Linked DNA regions of Homo sapiens: region 2 is linked to region 1. A link is an interaction called in ENCODE POLR2A ChIA-PET data of the cell type or tissue named here. Cell type or tissue: PC-3. All regions are shown on one strand. Each heading gives the region's core, and the rest is flanking DNA. Links, peaks and the distances in the headings are about the cores only. Region 1 overlaps LINC01836 (long intergenic non-protein coding RNA 1836). Region 2 overlaps KLF16 (KLF transcription factor 16).

What was found. Peaks named below come from ENCODE experiments on the same cell type or tissue, not always from the same donor. Only the 100,000 strongest peaks of a DNase experiment are listed, where the experiment ranks them.
Region 2: POLR2A ChIA-PET joins it to region 1 with 13 read pairs; 1 of 35 experiments calls an interaction of 5 or more read pairs at or near these places.

The regions. Positions count from the first base shown.
Region 1 is chr19:783,547-786,446 of GRCh38, forward strand. It overlaps LINC01836 (long intergenic non-protein coding RNA 1836), which reads left to right. Exons shown (of 2, transcript XR_001753829.3): 2 at 1,269-2,157. Among named protein-coding and RNA genes, the nearest start is that of LINC01836, 2.2 kb to the left of the region's middle. In PC-3, for the core only: no CTCF peak of the experiment used is centred there; no DNase peak of the experiment used is centred there; H3K4me3 peaks cover 1,305 bases.
Region 2 is chr19:1,857,266-1,860,165 of GRCh38, forward strand. All of the region lies in intron 1 of KLF16 (KLF transcription factor 16), which reads right to left. Among named protein-coding and RNA genes, the nearest start is that of KLF16, 4.9 kb to the right of the region's middle. RefSeq lists a silencer at 1-45 and an enhancer at 146-195. In PC-3, for the core only: no CTCF peak of the experiment used is centred there; no DNase peak of the experiment used is centred there.

The DNA.
Region 1 (2,900 bases), core at 177-2,676:
TTCCTTCCTTCCTTCCTGGAATTTCGCTCTGTTGCCCAGGCTGGAGCGCAGTGACGTAATCATAGTTTGCTGCGGCCCTGACCCCAATGGCACAAATGAGCCTCCTGCCTCAATCTCCTAAGTAGCTGGGACTACAGGCATATGCCACTACGCCCGGCTAAATTTTTTTTTTTTTTTTTTTTGAGACAGAGTTTCCCTCTTGTCGCCCAGGCTGGAGTGCAGTGTCGCAACTTCGGCTCACCACAACCTCCGCCTCCCAGGTGGAAGCGATTCTCCTGCCTCAGCCTCCCAAGTAGCTGGGATTACAGGCATGAGCCACCACGTCTGGCTAATTTTTGCATTTTTAGTAGAGACGGGGTTTCGCCATGTTAGCCAGGCTGGTCTCGAACTCCTGACCTTGTGATCCACCCACCTCGGCCTCCCAAAGTGCTGGGATTACAGGCGTGAGCCACTGCGCCCGGCCCATTGTTTATTTATTTATTTTTGTAGAGACAGGGTCTCGCTGTGTCACCCAGGCTGGAGTGCAGTGGCAAGATCACATCCCACTGCAGCCTCGACCTCCTGGGCTCAAGTGATCCTCCTGCCTCAGCCTCCTGAGTAGCTGGGACCACAGGCATACGCCAGCACGCCCAGCTAATTAAAAAAAAAAAAAAAAAACTTTAGCAGCCAGGCACGGTGGCTCACTCTTGTAATCCCAGCAATTTGGGAAGCTGAGGCGGACAGATCACTAGAGGTCAGGAGTTTGAGACTATCCCTGTCTCTACTAAAAATACAAAAATTAGCCAGGTGTGGTGGCGCACATGTAATCCCAGCTACTCCGGAGGCTGAGGCAGGACAATCACTTGAACCCGGGAAGCAGAGGTTGCAGTGAGGTGAGATCGTGCCCCTGGGCGACAGAGGGAGAATCCATCTCAAAAAAAAAAAAAAAAAATTTCCGGATGGGGTCTCGCCACGTTGCCCAGGCTGGTCTTGAACTCCTGAGCTCAAGTGATTCTCTCACCTCGACATCCCAGGTTGGTGGATTACAGGCGTGAGCCACAGTGCCTGGCCCTGGCTTTTCTTCTTGTTTGTCAGGCTCTGCTGTTGTGATAGGAAGGCTTGAGGACTTCAAAGGGGCGGCTGGTGTGCGGGGTTGGGGACGATGGCAGGGACAGGAGGGAGGTGCTGTTGGCATGTGTGGAATGTGGCATTGGCGCTGGATGGACGGGTCTGTGTGCGCTGACTGCGTGTCCGATGCCAGGGCCTGTGTTCCCCCTGCACGTCCCCAGGAAGGAACTGCTGGACCAGCAGAATGAGGGGCCAACGCCAGGGGCAGCACTGCCCGGCCACAGAGGACTGTGGCCCCACAGATGACACCCTCAGCTACCAGCTCCTGCATCTGGAAGATGACCAGGAGGAGGAAGGACGGTCTGCAAGTGTTCAAAGTGATGTTTCCAGGCCGGGCGCGCTTGTAATACCAGCATTTGGGAGGCTGAGGCAGGCGGATCACCTGAGGTCGGGAGTTCGAGACCAGCCTGACCAACGTGGAGAAACCCCGTCTCTACTAAAAATACAAAATTAGCCAGGCGTGGTGGCGCAGCTACTCGGGAGGCTGAGGCAGGAGAATCGCTTGAACCCGGGAGGCGGAGGTTGCGGTGAGCTGAGATTGTGCCATTGCACTCCAGCCTGGGCAACAAGAGTGAAACTCCGTCTGAAAAAAAAAAAACCTCTATAACATCCAAAATACTAACCACTTGTTACCTCTAGATTGTTTGGGGATGTTAGATTTCTCCTTTGTTGCCAGCTCTTTTATTTTTATTTATTTATTTATTATTATTATTATTATTATTATTATTATTATTATTTTGAGATGGAGTCTTGTTCTGTTGCCCAGGATGGAGTGCAGTGGTGTGATCTCGGCTCACTGCAACCTCCGCCTCCTGGGTTTGAGCAATTCTCCTGCCTCAGCCTCCCGAGTAGCTGGGACTACACGCGTGTGCCACCACGCCAGGCTAATTTTTGTATTTTTAGTAGAGACGGGGTTTTGCCATGTTGGCCAGGATGGTCAGGAACTCCCCAACTCTTATTTTTAAATGTTGGGCCACACAAGTCTGGGAAATGTTAGTTTTCAAACACATCAGGGAATAAATGGATACAAAAGTCTTGAGGACCACTTAAGAAATGAACAATAGCAGATGTGTAACAGTTATACTACGCTGCTACCTTGTAAAACATTTTAGAAACATCTGTTTCCAGCCGGGCCTGGTGGCTCACGCCTGTGATACCAGCACTTTGGGAGGCTGAGGTGGGCAGATCATGAGGTCAGGAGTTCGAGACCAGCCTGGCCAACCTAGTGAACCCTCATCTCTACTAAAACTACAAAAAATTAGCCAGGTGTGGTGGCGGGCGCCTGTAATCCCAGCTACTTGGGAGGCTGAGGCAGGAGAATCGCTTGAACCTGGGAGGCGGAGGTTGCAGTGAGCCAAGATTGCACCACTGCTCTCCAGCCTGGCAACAAAGGAAGACTCCATCTCAAAAAAAAAAAAGAATAAAAAGAATACAAAAAGAAAAAAAAAACATCTGTATCATCCTTGTAGATTCTGGGGTTTGGAAACAGGCTTTGAAAAAAGTCCTGAAACAGGCCGGGCGCCGTGGCTCACACCTGTAATCCCAGCACTTCTGGAGGCCGAGGCGGGCGGATCATGAGGTCAGGAGATCGAGACCATCCTGGCTAACACGGTGAAACCCCGTCTCTACTAAAAATACAAAAAAATTAGCCGGGCGTGGTGGTGGGCACCTGTAGTCCCAGCTACTCGGGAGGCTGAGGCAGGAGAATGGCCTGAACCTGGGAGGTGGAGCTTGCAGTGAGCCGAGATCGCGCCACTGCACTCCAGCCTGGGCGACAGAGCGAGACTCTGTCT
Region 2 (2,900 bases), core at 263-2,762, 1.1 Mb after region 1:
TCCACTCGCAGGGAGGAGGGTGGGGTGAACTTGTGGGGGCCCAGAGCGCGCTGCTCCTAGCCAGCCGGGCCCCCAGGTGCACAGCCACCCAGCTGCTCCGCGCTACCTGGCCGAGACGCAGCGCCCTGAGGATGCGGTGGGTGGGGACAACGCGGGAGGGCAGTGTGGGCGGGGCCGCGGTGGACTTGACCCTCTGACTCAGGCTGGGCCCGGGTGAGCTCAGGACAGCCTCGGAAACAGGCAGGCTCAGAAAAATGGAGTCCAGGAAGTCCTGGAAACCTGGCCCGGCCCCGTCTGAGCCGGCACAGGAGGGGCCTGGAGACAGGACTGCGGGACTGTGCCAAGGGCCCTGGTTCCGACAGGGAAGCCTCACCTCCTGAGCTTGTCTGGGGGGCCTTGGGGTGGGGAGGGGGGCTGTGGCCGGCTGCCTGCCGGGGCACTCACGTCCACCTAACAGGTGGGGTCGGGTCTGTAGGGGAGGGCACAGGTGGGGAAGACCAGCCCCAGCCGCAAAGCAAGCATCCCAGGAGAGCCAGGAAAGGCTGGGGCTGGGGAGGCCTCTTACCCACCCAGGGAAGGGAGGAGCTCCTGAAGGTGATCCTTGAGCAGGTTCTATAGAACCTATAGGCAGCTGCTTCTGGGAGCCGCTGCAGAAAAGGGGGAACACTGGTGGTGAGGCCCTGCCAGCCTGGGGGTGGGGTCTCGAATACTACTGGGCCATAGCAACCCCCACACCCACTCTGCCCCTAGCTCCCCTGACTTCCCAAAGCCAAAGCTTCCTTCCTCCCCCATCCCCACTCCTCCAGTAGACTTCCCCTTTCCAAACCCCCTGCTGTTCCCGCCAAACACGCAGGCAGGCATACCCACCCTTGTGTCAATCCCGTACCTCCCCACGTGCCACCTGCCAGCCAAATCCCATCACCTTCGGGATCCGTCCAGGCCCCACCCTGCCCCTCCCAGCTCACTCCTGGACTAGTGCAGTAGTCCAGCAGCTCCCGCCTGGGCACCCAGACTGCGCTTGGCTTTCCTGAGTTCCGCCCTGGCCTAGGGTCAAAACTGATGGCTGATCCTGCCCGGAGCTTCTCTGAGCAGCAGTGCCCCTCACAGTGGCCTGGTGCCCCCCAAGCACCCTTGGTCAGCTTCTCTGTCTTTGTACCAGGCTTCCAAAAACGCATGCATCTTGTGGGTGTAATATCTGCACCCCTGCACTCCAGTGGGAGCAGAAGGCAGGCACTTCATTGACGGCTGGGTCCCCGGCAATGCCCAGCACAGGCCTGGTATACAGCAGGTGCTTAATGCATATCTGTGGAAAAGGAGAATGCAGGCCTAGGGGATCAAGCTCTGGTTCCAACAAGAGCAAGGGCAGATAATGTTTGCTCAGCATCTTGAATACTCCTGTCCTCCCCACCCCGCCGCCAAACTATCACTACTCCCTTCTACATAAAAGGAGGCCCACCTGAGGCCCAACCCAGGCCAGGACCTCCTGCACCAGACTCTGGGTACCTGGGGGTCGGCAGGGGACAACCCCCTCAAGGACCCTGGTGCCTGTGTAACCTCTGTTCCAGAAATGGTCTAAGCCAGGGTGGTGCCCCCCGCCCCCACAGCTCACCCTGCTGGTATCATGTGCCTCCTCCCCACCGATCTGGGCTGCTTTTATCAGAGAGCCTGGGTGGGGGTGGTTATCGCCCCCCACAACCCTGGGGGAGCCCTCCCCATCCCACTAGCTGGGGCACCTGCAGGCAGTTCCAGCTGCTCTCTGCACTCTGCAGGCTGGAGAGGCGGTGGGTGGGGGAGGGCAGTCCCTGGCCCCCTACCCCCCACCCCCTATGGCCTGGCACTGCCCCACTCCGACCCTCCCCAGATAAGCTGCCAGTTCTCCCAAGCTCTGCCCACCAGCACTGCCATCCCAACCCTACAGGAGCGCATAGTTCTGCCTGGGGGTGGAGGAGAGAATGAAGTGGGGCATGGCTGCTTCCCCCTCTGGGCCTCAGTTTCCCCACCCACCTGTCCTCCTGGGGCCCTCTTCAGCAAGGGATCAGAAACCTGGCAGGCACTCAGACACTCCTCTGCACACCTCGTCCTGAGGAGTCTCCCTCCAACCCAGTGCGTAGACCAGCACGCCTCGATCCCTCCCACATCTCGTCCTGCCCTCCTCAACCCCTCTCTGATCCTAATCCCTTCTCCATAAATGGATTTGCCTCTGCAAAGCCCAGCCTGCCTCACTGCCGCCCCCAGCGTCCCCACCCTCGGGATTAAGTGCAGGGATTCACCTTGCCGAGGTGCCCCCTCCCCACCTCAAGTCCCTACCTCCACAGCAGACCCCAGAGCCAGCACGCCCTTCCTCTCCCATTCCCTGCCCCACCCAGCCCAGTGGGCCTCAGGCTGCCTCCTCCAGGAAGCGCTTTCCGTCATCACTAGCATCCCTGTTGCCACCCCCCACCCCGCCCCCCGCCACCACGGACACAGTTCCCTAAGTCCTGGGGCGCGGGGACTGGGATGCTGGGTGCTGGCCTGCGGCAGGGGACTTCAGAGTGGGATACAACTGGGGGTGACCCTGCAGCCCCCTGGGGGGCACCTGACAAGGTCTGGGGACATTTGTGATTGTCACGACTGGGGAGGGGGTGCTCCTGCCATGGAGTGCGTAGAGGCTGGGGACACTGCATAACCCCCTGCAGTGCCCAGGACAGCCCCTCCCCAGAAAACGATCAGGCCCCAAATGTCTCGGTAAGTGCGGAGGAGAGAAGCCCTGGGTGAGAAGAACCCTTCCAGGTCTGAGCCCCTCTCCTGGGGAGGGTGTCGGCAAACCCTCTGGAGGTGCAGGCTGACGGTGTGCCGGGCACTGGCATGCCGGGGGCGGGGGGGGGGCCCTCCGGGGATGCAGGGGGTTTGGAGAGCAGGGA